3 separate regions of the Mus musculus genome follow, and all the other regions are linked to region 1. A link is a contact called in ENCODE Hi-C or POLR2A ChIA-PET data. All regions are on one chromosome and are shown on one strand. The core of a region is the stretch at or near the end of the contact, and the rest is flanking DNA. Distances in the headings are between cores, read along the strand shown.

What was found. A loop is a pair of places that touch in the nucleus more often than their neighbours do. ChIA-PET counts read pairs that join two places held with the same protein, here RNA polymerase II (POLR2A).
Region 2: a map of ES-E14 shows a loop between it and region 1 (4-fold over the local background). The contact joins two enhancer-like sites. A Hi-C loop is called at or near these places in 2 of 37 maps with a recorded cell type or tissue (ES-E14 and Patski). POLR2A ChIA-PET finds 5 or more read pairs at or near these places in 2 of 5 experiments (both embryonic stem cell).
Region 3: a map of T-helper 17 cell shows a loop between it and region 1 (1.8-fold over the local background). The contact joins the promoter of Susd1 here to the enhancer-like site in region 1. A Hi-C loop is called at or near these places in 1 of 37 maps with a recorded cell type or tissue (T-helper 17 cell). POLR2A ChIA-PET finds 5 or more read pairs at or near these places in 3 of 5 experiments (Patski and embryonic stem cell).

What each region holds. Positions count from the first base shown.
Region 1 is chr4:59,402,357-59,406,765 of GRCm38, forward strand. All of the region lies in intron 5 of Susd1 (sushi domain containing 1), which reads right to left. Among named protein-coding and RNA genes, the nearest start is that of Susd1, 34 kb to the right of the region's middle. Within about 2 kb of position 2,140, at least 1 of the 3 ENCODE cell types and tissues checked has a DNase peak (open chromatin) inside an H3K27ac peak, as active enhancers do.
Region 2 is chr4:59,455,502-59,459,910 of GRCm38, forward strand. No RefSeq gene overlaps it. Among named protein-coding and RNA genes, the nearest start is that of Susd1, 19 kb to the left of the region's middle. Within about 2 kb of position 2,595, at least 1 of the 3 ENCODE cell types and tissues checked has a DNase peak (open chromatin) inside an H3K27ac peak, as active enhancers do.
Region 3 is chr4:59,436,141-59,440,549 of GRCm38, forward strand. It overlaps Susd1 (sushi domain containing 1), which reads right to left and starts at 2,493. Exons shown (of 17, transcript NM_001163288.2): 1 at 2,066-2,493. The coding sequence starts at 2,183.

The DNA.
Region 1 (4,409 bases), core at 890-3,389:
GAGAATTGGAGAATGACCCTCTGGTTTGTGAGCAGCATTAATCCAGTAGCAACTGGAAAGCAGGCAGGCCCAGTACTACCATTCTCTCAGCAAAGCTTCACAAGATGTTAAAAGGGTGAAAAAACTATAGCTGAGATACGCCTTACCCCTTCTATACAAGGAAACAAGAAGCTTCCAGCAGGTGGCTGACCCAGAAGTCACAGAGGTCTCTCAGTCTCTAAAGCTCTTGTTTCATACTCTTAGCAGTGAGTCTCATGATCGAAGTCCTAGTTCAACTGGCACAGTCAGGTGCCTCCAAAATAGAGTCAGATCTTAACAGCGTCTACTTAGCAATGATTTTTAAAAATGGTTTTAAAAGGAAGAAAGGCAATATAGCTTACTGAAATGTTTTTTTAATTAGTATACAGTAAGATACTAGAAAATAGATTCCAAATGAACTAAAATTCCCATCATCTGAGCAGAGCCCACGAACACCAAATGTGCTGGATGCCACTCCACCCTCCTGCATCCCTGCTGGGTACCATTAGTCAAGGAGAGCACTCCCCAGGCTAGGTCCAGAGGTGGTCTTAGGATCCTTTCCAAATCCAAGAGCAGTGGTGTAAGCCTGTCATTGCCACTACCCAGGAGCCTGTGCCAAGAGTTCTTGAGGCCAAGGGTTCAAGACCAGACTGGGCAACAGTAGGATCATGAACTCTCAAACAGACCAAGACAATTCTTTCCACAATGGTTGACACTCAGAAGCAGCCACGCCGGGAAGGTAACCTGTCTCCTGTTATGGATTTGTGTTCTGATTTATGCAAGAACGTTTTCAAACTTTTATGAACTTTGTCACGATGAGACTGGGCTCCAGTAAGGGAACTCTTCACTTTGATAGGGATGGGAAAGAGACGGGAGAGGATGGGAGAGACTAATCAGAACACATGTATTCAGAGGCCATGGTTAGGAGTTGGATTTCCTAAATTCTGTGGTCATTTAGATGTTTTAACAGCGAGAATTATACGACTTACACTTTAGAATGTGTTTTGTTTTGCTCCCCCGTCCCCCCTGCCTCCTCCCCACCCCCGAAATGTGGGGAGGGCAGGACAAGCATAGAATGTGTCTTTTGTTTTAAGGCAGGGTCTCACTATATAGCCCAAGGTGGCCTCACCGCCACCTGTCAGGATTACAGGCATATACTACCACACCTCCACATTTTAAAGAAAGAAAGAAAGAAAGAAAGAAAGAAAGAAAGAAAGAAAGAAAGAAAGAAAGAAAGAAAGAAAGAAAGAAAGAAAGAAAGGAAGGAAGGAAGGAAGGAAGGAAGGAAGGAAGGAAGGAAGGAAGGAAGGAAGTGATTGTCCCAAATCCAGTCTTTCACCCCAGTACAAGAAACTGAACCCAGGGCCTCTCTCTCTGTCTATCTCTGTCTCTCTCTGTCTCTCTCTGTCTGTCTCTGACTCTGTCTCTGTCTCTGTCTCTGTCTCTGTCTCTGTCTCTCTCTCTCTCTCTCTCTCTCTCTCACACACACACACACACACACACACACACACACACACACACACGGCAAGCACTAAAGTACATTACATCCTCACTGTCAGACACACTAATGAGGAGAAGCCCCATCCTGAAAGGATAGATGATGATTTGGTCACACAAAGGAGGGAAGAAGACCTGGAAAACAGACCTGGTCTGACATGATTAACCATTTCTCACTGGGCCTTGTAGAGGAGAGCAGACTCTACCTGCACAGACCATCCTTGGTACCACCCCATTCCTGTTCTCCCCCTCCCCAGCTCCCCTCTCCCTACACCTCTCATTGCTTCACACTTATGTAAAGTTTGGGCAGGCAATTCTCTCCATTCCACAGAGTTAATGGAAATGTGTGTCAGGCACTTCGTTGGAAGGGGGACCACAGGAACATCTGCCATTGGAAGCTTTCAGACCTCACTTCCTGTTACCGGTTCAAGTCCAAAGAAATGGATGTCTCCCTATCGGGCTCCACTCCAGGGGATACGGCGACTAGGAGAAGACAAACGCTGTCCATCAACTACTCCTTCTTTGGTAAAGGAATCCCATCCTCAGCCCTCAAAGCCACTGCCTGTCACACAGCTGTCCCCTTCACAAGCACCCTGCTCCGTAGCAGCCAACTTCACAGTTCCAGGGTGCATTTGGTGGGATTCCCAATTCCTGTAGCTTCAGAACACGGCTAAAAATACAGTGTCAGCTGGCACGTAGCCCAGATTCGGGAGCCCAGAGAAGGCTGAAGGGTACATAAGAAAAGTTAATGCCTCAAGGGGAGAAGATGCAGTGAGGAGCTGGCGCCTGGTGGTGACATGGGAGGAGGTAAGATTCTTTAAATAACAATGCCCTGGGGGAATGGGAGAAGCTCTCTCCAAATTATCTTCCTCCGCTCTCAGTCCAGACAAACTGCATCACAGAGTCCTCTACATAAACCCCAGGTTTTATGTATGCAATTTGCTATACTTTTTTCTTTTCACTCGACCCATTGCCATATTTGCTGATGGAGTACATACTGCTAACCTGATACATGCACTCACAGTGTCTCATGGTCAAATTAGAGCACTTAGCACATTCCCCTATCCTTAAACATTAGTTATTCCTTATGAAAGAACCTTCAAATTCCTATTCACTGGTTATTTTAAAAATTATACCCTCCCACCAAAGAAATTTTAAAATGTTGAAAGGATTGCTGTAAACTGTGGACGATAGTTCAGTCAGCAAAGCACTTGGTGTCCCTACAACCTGAGCCTGAGCTTGCTCCCCAGGGCACACTGGTGTGGGTTCGTAATCCCCGTGCTGGAAGACAGAGATGGATGGACATCTGGGGCAAGACAGAGGTGGATGGACATCTGGGGCTCACTGAAAGTCCCAGGTCCCAGAGAGAGATTCTGAATTTAAAAAAAGGAAAAGAGGGGAAAAAAAGTGGATGGCTACTGAGGAATGTTACCTGGGTCTGACATCTGACATGTACAAACACACACGCTCGCGCGCGCGCGCGCGCGCGCACACACACACACACACACACACACACACGCACCAGGCATTACGGTTGCAGACCCGTAATTCTTGTGATTCCAGTGCTGAGGGGGCAGAGAGAGTTAATCCCTGAAGCTGGGTGGCTGGGATGAATCAGTAAGTTTCAGGTAAACGCAAGGGACAATGGAGGGATGGCCCGCACATGCAACAAGTAAGTCGCCAAACACTCTACACACTCCCCACCCCAAGGCCCAGGAGCCCCAGCAGCAAGGGAGACAGAGACAGTGAAAACTGGAGCAGCACACGCTGACTTCTGGGCATGACAGGACCACTGGACCCCAAATTCATGGAGCAGTGGCTGCCTGCACAAGACCCACATAAGATCAAGCCAGCCAACATTCTAGCACTGAGCAGAACGAGGTTCATGGTGCTCCACCCCTGAGGAGCTGTGGACAGCTGATGGCTTCTTGGGGAGGAAGAGTCCGTTTTTCTTTAAGGGTCTGGTCCCCAGAATGTTGACTACTCAGCAGGGAATGGCCCACCCCCACGTCCATGAGCAGCACAAAGGGGTCTGAGAGGCATATGCTTAGAAAGAGGACATGAAATCAGAACGGGGACAGTGGAAAGCCCAATCAACTCTGTTTTTTAGGAAACTCCATTTTGTGTGAGACCAGGGGCTAAACTCTAATTTCAGGAAGAAAACTACAAAATCCATTGGAGCACTGTCCCAAAAGCAGGGTCAAGGTACATATAGATAACTTAAGACATCCTACAGAGAATAGATAACTTAGCCATGCTGTTTGTCAGGTAGTTCTGCCCCCATGTTCAGTTCCTGCAGATTACGCCAGAAATGTGGTTTTTAAAATATGAACTTGCTGACCCATATAGAAATTTCCCAAGCTTGCATGTGACTGGGTAGCAGTCAGGTTAGCAGTATGTACTCCATCAGCAAATATGCCAATGGTCAAGTGAAAAGAAAAAAGTATAGCAAATTGCATATATAATATATATATTGTGTGTGTATGTGTGTGTGTGTGCGCGTGTGTGTGTGTGTGTGTGTGTGTTTGTACATGTCAGATGTTTGTATCAGAATTGGCTCCTCAGTGGTCTTGGGGGTCCACAGGGGCATAAGAATGGGAGGAAGGGAAAGGTCTAGGAGGAGTTAGGAAAAGGAGTGGGGAGGTGAGTGTGGTTAATGCATTGCACAAGGGCCTCAAAGAATACATTAAATACTATATATTTTTTAAAAGAAACAAACATTTTGAAGCAAGAAGACAACCGTGATTGATCCTGTTTCAATGAACAGTGTGGATGGCTTCCCGTGGAACTTCTAGAACACTTCCTAATCCCACAACCGTGCTTTGCTTTCTACTTAAGGAGAGAAACTTTAAGTTGTTTTTTTTTTTTTTTTCTTTTAAAGATCTATTTATTTT
Region 2 (4,409 bases), core at 1,345-3,844, 54 kb after region 1:
ATACTCACTTCCAGGCAGCTAGGGTCTTAAACCCATGCCCACAGTAACACACCTACTCCAACAAGGCCACACCTCCTAATCCTGCCACTCCCTGGGCCGACCATATACAAACTACCCCAGAGAGGAAGTCCAGAACCAACTGTCCCGGGGCTGGTGCTCACAATAAAACCAGTCATAAGACCAATTATTAGCTAACCTGCACCAGGGCTAAGCCTGACTCTGGGGTCAGCCTGTTCTGACCCCCAGGACTGCAAGAGGAAGAAGTGGTTCCTGCTGCAGATGATAGCTCATGTCTTTACAGAAGGGTACAGGAATGCTGGACAGTAAGTCCTCAGCATTGAGCTGAGTTCCCCAGCTGCTCAGCTCCTGCCCTTCCTCTTCAGTTCACCAGTGTTTTCAGATGTGATAAACGGGCTGGGAGGTTTCAAACCTTTCTCCGTTGGCATTCTAACATGGCTTCGGGGCTCTCGTCACTCTGGTTAGCTCCTGTTTCCTTGTTGTTGTTTTAATTACATGTGCGAAAGGGTGAGGCAGTGCAAGGCTTCCTCCATCTTGTATTATCGCTGAGGCCATTTCAGGTTTACCCAGAATTTGCTCTCCTTGAAGGAAAATTCTGTGGAAAACTATTCAACTCTATTCTAGGAACCCAAGGTCAAGATGTCGCATAATTCACCTCAGCTTCTGTTAAACTGCTTGCTTGTGCAAACTTTCCCCCACGCAGCTGCTGAGAAAGATACCAGGATTTGGCTTTTGCCTTATGGGTCCTGAAGGCCGGAGTGCAGTCCCAGCAGGCTGAATAAAGACTTTCAATTGCCCATAAGTATCTGAGTGGTCATCTCTGGTGGGCTCCCTGTAACTTTGTACATAGAAAGTTATTGTATGCTAAAACTGAAAATAACAGGGTTGTCTGACCAGAGTAGAATCAAGTGGCTCTTTTCCCACAAATATTGACACTTAAAACTCAGCAAAATGATGCTTTTGTTGGTGGTGTTCTTGCTGTGTTTTGTTTTGTTTTGTTTTGTTTTGTTTTGTTTTGTTTTGTTTTGTTTGAGACAGGCTCTCATTAAGTATCCCTGGAACTCTCTGTGTAGACCACGTGAGAGGTGCCTCTGCCACCTGTACTGAGATCACAGACAGGAGCTACCAGACCTGGCTACTTGTTTATTTTTATATCTCAAATACAGGACTTTAATGCCCTTTATATTTTATATTGTTAGATTCAATTAATCACCTTCTTTTTCCTTTTAGAATAACTCTACCAGGACACATCCTGATGACTCTCAAGAGACAGCCTCTTCCCTCACTTAGGAATGATGGCTTTTTTAATGATTTATTTTTATTTTATGTGCATTGATGTTTTGCCTGCATGTATGAATCTCCTAGAACTGGAGTTACAAGCACTTGTGAGCTGCCATGTGGTTGCTGGGAATTGAACCCAGGTCCTCTGGAAGAGCATCCAATGCTCTTAACCACTGAGTAGTCAACTTTTAGCCCCTTCATTTGATTTTATTTTTTAAAGGACTAGTAAGTCATGGAACATTTTGTTTGTTTGGTTGGTCTTGATTTTTTGAGACAGGGCTTAGCCTAGAACTTGCTCTACAGACCAGGCTGGCCTCTAACTCAGACTCCTGAATGCTGGGATTAAAGGAGTGGATCATTACCACCAGCTAGTCATGGAACACTTTAATAGAAAGACATACAAAGAATAAATTTGGTGGGCAACTCAGTAGCGGAGGGAGCCTGCCACCATGCCTGCCTGCCTGCCTGCTTTGGATCAAGACCTGGGTGGCTGTAGGTGGTTCTCCCACCTCCTTTGTGCACCACGGCTCTCTCGGACCCACTTACCCCTCCCACACTTCCCCACATACACCCAAACACAAGACAAACAAAAATGAGTATATATAATTTAAAACTTAAAAGAAGAAAGACATGAAATAAACACAAAAATATTAACTTGTGAGGGTGAGGAAGACGACTCGGTCAGTAAAAGCACTTGCTGTGCAGATGTGGGGACCTGAGCTCAGATCCCCGGACTCACCATGTATGCTGCCTATGATGGCACACCTATAATCCCAGCATTTAAGAGAGGGAGCCAGGCAGAGCCCTGGGACAAGCTGGTTAGCTAAACTAGTCAGATCTGTGAACTCTGAGATCAGCAAGAGACCTTGACTCAATAAAGAAGGTGGAGAGCGACAGCTGGACACCCTGTGTCAGCCTCTGGCCTCCACATGCAAAATACTCCACACTTATGTGGGCTCATACACCTATGGCTACATGTACACATGGGCATACATACCACACATATATCCATGCAGGCAGAGAGAGAGAGAGAGAGAGAATTTGTGTGGATCTGATGGTACACACCCAATAATCTCAGCACTCAGTACAATGAGACACGGAGACTAGGAGCTAAAGGCCAGCCTGAGCTACATAGTAAGGACCCCATTTTAAAGACACGAGTCTTGTCCCTTGGCATCTTTTTCTTAGGGTTAGTGAAATTACAGACACTCACACTCTGACACAAGTTTTGGACCCGGAAATATTTCTCCATATTTCTTGCGTCTTGTTCTTGAAACAACCGGGGACGGGGAGGGGCACATCAGCTTCCAGGAGCTGGAAAGTTTCTCCTTGGACCAATGCCAGCGTCGGAGGGAGGAGCCACAAACCACAGCAAAAAGAATGGGCATTTAACCTGCTCAAATCCTCCCCTGACTCAGCAGGGAGGGAACAGGCTTTGGCGTGATGGAAGTATTATCCATTTCCTAGCCTTTCCTGCTCCACTCTGTGGCTCCAAAAGTACGCACAAATTTGCATAGTATTTGCAAATATTGTTCCTGAGCCTGGCGAGGAACATTTGGCACACTGAAAATCCAACAGTTCTTATTACTCTTAAATTGTGACAAGATGGCCTGGGTTTCACTCTTAGGAACCAATGATATTGCTCTACATGAGCAAATAGATGAACATTACGACGATAACTCTAAATAGTTCCATGTTTAGAAAAGTTTTTAGTAAGACTTTAACCAAATATTTACAAAATTAACTAAGTCAGTTTTCCTTACATAATTTGGCTTTAAAAAATTGACATTCACTATTCATAATTTATGTTTTACATTTAATTTTAATAGACTTGAATATTTTAGAAGACAACGTATGGGAAAATCTATGCAGATAATTTTAATTTTAAATTTTAATTTAATAAATTAATTTACAGAGCTGGAGATTGAACCTATTGAATGGTATGCAAAATTTTGAGCTATATTCCTGGCCCTCATTTTTTTTTTTTACTTTAAGCCTTTAAATACTATATTTAAATTTTACATCCTGTGACTACAATCAAATTTCATTTATACTTTCTATTACTTTTATCGTGTGCATATGTGTGTTTGTGTACAGTCAGAGTGCAACTTTGGAGTGTCATTTCCCTCCTTCCTCCGTGTGGGTACTGAGGGCGGGGGTTGACCTTGTCATCAAGCTGAACACACTTGCCTTTATCCACCAAAGCATCTCACTGACCCTAATCACAACTTACTTGCAACTCCACAGGCCGAATCCAGCTACTTTTGTGTGTGAAATTGACTAGAGCTCATTAATTTATATGCTGTCTGTAGGTGGTTTATGTCTCAAGGGTGAAATTGAATAACTTTCATAGAATACAAATGGCTCTCAAAAACATCATTTTAAAATTATCTGGTAGTTTACAGAAATGACTGGCCAACTTATACTTTTTAGGCAGTTGCTGCCAATAGGATACAAATTATGTAAATATGTTTAGTGTACCAATGTAATTTTGTTGAAAGGAATACAAGAAAAACAGATTTTATGGGCTTTGCGCATAACGTTGTATGATTTATGTTTATGCCCATCCAGACGTCACTGCCTTCTCAACAGAACACCCAGACATGTGCAGCGATAATTAAATTTCATCATCCTTAGTAGTCTGCCAACTTCCAGTCTTGTATAAGTCAGGATTTCCACATATCTTTCTATTTTGTATTTGGGGAAGAGCATTTTCCAGCGTATAGCAGGTTTTGTTTGCTCTTGACACAGGCTGCAAATACAGACAGGGCCTGCCAGACTGCTCAGAAGCACACCGAGTCCCGCTGACCAGGCCAGATAGAGATGCTACTGCTGGAGAAGAGAGTTCCGGTGGGAACTTGCCTTGCGTGGGAGTTTGTGAGGAGAACTCAGTACTAGAGCAGCAACACACCTCAGTCTGTTTCAGCCTTGCTGGCCACTGGCACACTCGGACAGATAAACTTAAGCTGGAAGGAAAACTACGTAGGACCAACCCAGAGCTCCTGGAGAGTATGAGAGGTCAAGCTCCAGGCAAGGTCTTTGAGCTGTAGCAGCACTCCTGATCGCCCCAGCAGCCTTGTGAGTCGTCCAGTAGTCTAAGCTATTTCTTT
Region 3 (4,409 bases), core at 1,243-3,742, 34 kb after region 1:
CTTCCTGATTGAAGATCGCTGTAGGAGGATCCAGCTCACTGGAGGGTGCTTACCCCTGGGCTGGTACTCTTGGGTGTTGCAAGAAAGCAGGCTGAGCAAGCCATGGAGATTGAGTCAGTAAGCAGCACTCCTCCATTGCTTCTGCTTCAATTCCTGCCTCCATGGTCCTGCCTTGAGTGTTTGCCTTGACTTCTTTCTCTAAAGGACTGTGATCTGAGAATTGTAAGCTAAAATAAACTCTTTCCTCCCCAAATTGTTTCTGGCTGTGCTGTTTTATCACAGTAGAAACCCTAAGACAGAGACCCAAGGGGGAAGGAAGAAAGCCTACTGAAGTACCAGATGTCAGAGGTGGAGGGGAGCCATTCTAGAAAGCTGAGACATCAAATACCCAAAGTAATGGTAAAATTCACTAGGCAACCAATAATCCCTACACTGGGGAGGCAGAGGCAGGGAGATATCTGAGTTCAAGGTCAGCCTGGTCTACAAAGAAAGCCAGAGCTACACAGAGAAACCTTGTCTCAGGAAAAAACCCAAACAACAACAAAGTAGCAGGATAAGAGAATTTGGGAGGGCAGGAATCTGCTCCACTAAGCCCACTCATCTCGTTTCTTTTCCACTTCTAGAGCCTGTTTGGTTTTGCAAATGTTTGTTTTTGAGACAACCCACTCTATGGTCCAGACTAATCCCAAACTCATGGTGCCTCCCTCCTCCGTGTCCCAAATTCTAGGATTAAGCATGAACCACCACCACTCTGGAGCTCAGTGCTTGGCTTTATTAAGGAGATGCCAGAGAGAGACTGGGTGTCCTTGTATGTATGTACTGTTTGCCATCACTCCCTCAGTGTCCTACAATGGCTCCTGGTGGCTTCTCACCAGGAAGGAACAGTTAAACCCAAACACCATGCTCTCTCTGCCAGTCAAGATGAGACTGACTCCCTCTTGCCAAATCCAGTCTGTTTTCTCATCTCTAGCCCCTTCTGTATTCTGCGTCCTGCTTTCCCACGCTATCCCCAGTCTGAAATCCATCCATTACTCTGTTGGGCTTTTCGTTTTGTTTGTTTGATCACAGTGTTTCACACTGTAGATTAAACTACTCTGGAACTCACTATGTAGCTCAGACTGGCCTGGAACTCACGGCAGGCAATCTTTCTACCTATCTCACACATTGGATTCCTTTTTACACACATTTCTAAAGACCTCTTACTATGGAATGGGGCACCCCTCCCCTTTTCCGAAATCCAAGGAACCGCTCAGCTTGTCTCATGCATAATGGCTGCCCAGTAAAACACAGTTGTCCTCTCCTCTGACCAGTACACCTTCTCAGAGCACTTGACACGTTCTGCTATTATGTGGGCAGACTTCGCCTCATTTTCCTGTTTGAATCCTCCGTGTCAGGTAAATCCCACCACGCTCACTGGTCCCAATTTGTCTAAAACACAGACTATTTGCCTGCCTCTCTCCTTGGGACTATGAACCACTAGAACGCCAACATTGCACGGTTACATCTGACCCAGGGAAGATATTAAAGGACTTTCTACGGATGGATGGATGGATGGATGGATGGATGGATGGATGGATGGATGGATGGATACACAAATGCATGGATAAACAGACTAAATAAACGAATGGATGAATGAACTAAAGGATAAACTCTTCCTATAAACTTCCTTATTCTTCTTTACATTCTTAACATTTAGTTCTTCGTGGAAGTGAAAAATAAGGAAAGGGACAGGTGGTGGTGGGAGAGCCACTACAGGTCAGGAATTTGTCCTGCAAAAGCCAGGGAGACTGGAAGCTGTAGAACCAGCGGCTCGCCCTCCCACATCCTCCACGCGGCGCACCGGTCCCCCAAACCCCCACCCGAGTCCAGTCCCCACCCCACCCCCACCCACTCCGGGAGACGCGAGTTGGAGCAGGGCCGCCTCCACTACACACCCCACAGTCCCCGGGGCGGGCAGTCTGGCGTGCTTCTCGCCGCTCCGCCTCCATGATCCTTCCACGCCCCGACTCTGCGCCTCCAGATCCGGAGCGCGAAGCGTCCTGCGCGCCGAGTACCCTGCACTCACCTTCCGTGCCAGGCTCTCCGCTGACGCCGCGGGCTAGGCTGAGCAGCAGCACGAGCCGCAGCAGCCGCTGCAACCCGCATCCTGGAGAGCGGCGCGTGCCCCGGGGACCCCGGCCCATGCCGCTGGCTCCCTCCCGGCGCCCGCCACTCCCCGGAGGCCCCTGTGCAAGGAGATAAGGCCAGAGGCGCGAGGAAGGGGCGGCGCAGAGGCTTCCGGCGCCGGGTTGCGCCGGTCCCGGCGGGGAGCAGGGTCCCAGGTCCCCGGATCTAGGTGCGCCTGGTGCACCGGCTGCGCGCGAGCTGAGCCACGGGGAGAAAGCGGACTGTGCTAGGGGGGAAACATCGCAGTGCAAGTGTGACTTGTGGAGACCAGAGAAGTGCAGTAGCCACAGGAAAGGGTCTCTGACTGGACGGGTCAGAGAGTTGGGAGGTGGTGGCCGCCCGCGCGGAGGGAAAGAAAGGAGAGGAAACTAGTCATGGGCCAGTTCACCCGGGGTGCACATGCTGGAACAGGTGACAAAACAAAAGTTCCAGCTACTTGCTGGACGACGCCCTCCTTGGCACGTTAGGAATCGAACGGGGAGAGACACGTGGTGAGAAAGACATGGAAGACAGGACAACCGTGTATTCTAGAAACCGAGGGACCGTTTTAAGGTGGGGACAAAAGGTTAGAGAAATATATGGCAGAGTTAAAGAACTCTGCTCTGAGAGTAGGGTCAGCATCAGGGCGTGAGGGGATCCGGGAAGGGGCAGGTGATCCTCTGAATTTTGGAGAGAATCAGAAATGGAGTGTTCAGGGACAGAGTCCACCACGTCTTAAGATTAGTGCAATATTAGAGAAAGGACAATATTAGATCAAGGAGAAACTGTGAATGTCGCTTAGATCTATGCTTTGGGTGGACTGTGGTGGGAGACTGGGGAGCAGAGGGTTAACGTGAGTTAGGAATTGGGGTTGAGGGAGGCTGAGGAAGGAAGATCAGTTTTGTCTGTGGGGCCCGCCCAAGTGCAGGGGGCACTCCCCACTTCAGCAGGTACCCTCATTTGCTTTCTCACCGGTGAACTAGCCCTACCTCTAAGGCAGGCAAATACACCCATATAAGGGCTGAACTTGGGCTGCCTTAGGAAGAAACCGTTAAAATAAACTTCCTAGTCTCTTGTAACAAGTTTTCTTGAAGATTATTTCTGTCCAACAAAGAAAGAAGCCTGCTTTGGGAAGTAGTAGAGCACCATGAAAGTGTGAACATGTCTCTAGGTGTTTGGGCAAAACCAGTCTCCAGGAACCCTCACAGGTCATTGCACAAATCCACTGTTCAAGACATTTTTAAAACAACCTTTATCTCTACTTCTCATGCCCTTCTGCAAAATAAATATGTATATATACTTTAAAAAAAAACATGATGCATGAAAAAACAACTATCCAAGACTTGGACATGGGAAGGAAAATTACTGGGTGTCTCTTTCAGCATGCATGGGAGTAAATGCTATCTAACCCACTTTCCGTGGATTATTCAATTCAAAAGTGTACTTTTATGAATGTCCTACTGACTAGGTTTGTTTGTGGCTTTATAAGAGTATACGTTAACTTAAATAACCCCGATGACAATATTATCAATCAGAGCTGTCTGTCTGTCTGTCTGTCTGGGGTCCTTTACCTGAATAGAAAGAAATCCTGAGACCACAATGGCAGTGCATGCCTTTAAGCCCAGCAGTCAGGAGGCAGAAGCAGAAGGATGTGAGTTCCAAGCACCTTGATCTACACTACAAGTTCCAGGATAGCCAGAACTACGTAGGGAGAGCCTGTCTCAAAATAACAAACAAAAAACTCTGAGACAAGCAGAGAGGCTTTTCTGGCTTTGGTGCCCTCTAGGTCATAGGTCTAGAGAGCCTGTGGGCTGGACTAAGGGACGGTGATAACTAGGGGCCTATTGCTTCATGCTTTACAAGCCAGAGACATGACTAGGCATTCAGGCTGGAGGCTTGTTCCTCTGGACTTTAACCACCAGCAAACCCCAGCATTTTGCAACTGTTGCAACCCTCTTCTTCCAACAGCAGTATGAGGGAGCAGTAGGCAGTTCCTACTGGGACTGCAACTCCTGAAAGGGCTCTGGGTTTTTGGACCATCAGCTCCTTATAGGAGCCATTACAGCCCTGCAGCCCAGTGGCCAGAGACTTTGACAGCTCCTTGGAACTCTTCTGGTGGCTTAGACACACAGACTTTTTTTTTTTCTTCAGCTATTCACAGTACTCTGTCTCCATGGCCTTTCTCCCTATCCTGCGCTGTCATGCTCTGGAATGTTTTAGCTGCTGCACCATCTTCTTGGCATTGCTGCCTTCCACTGTGTCCA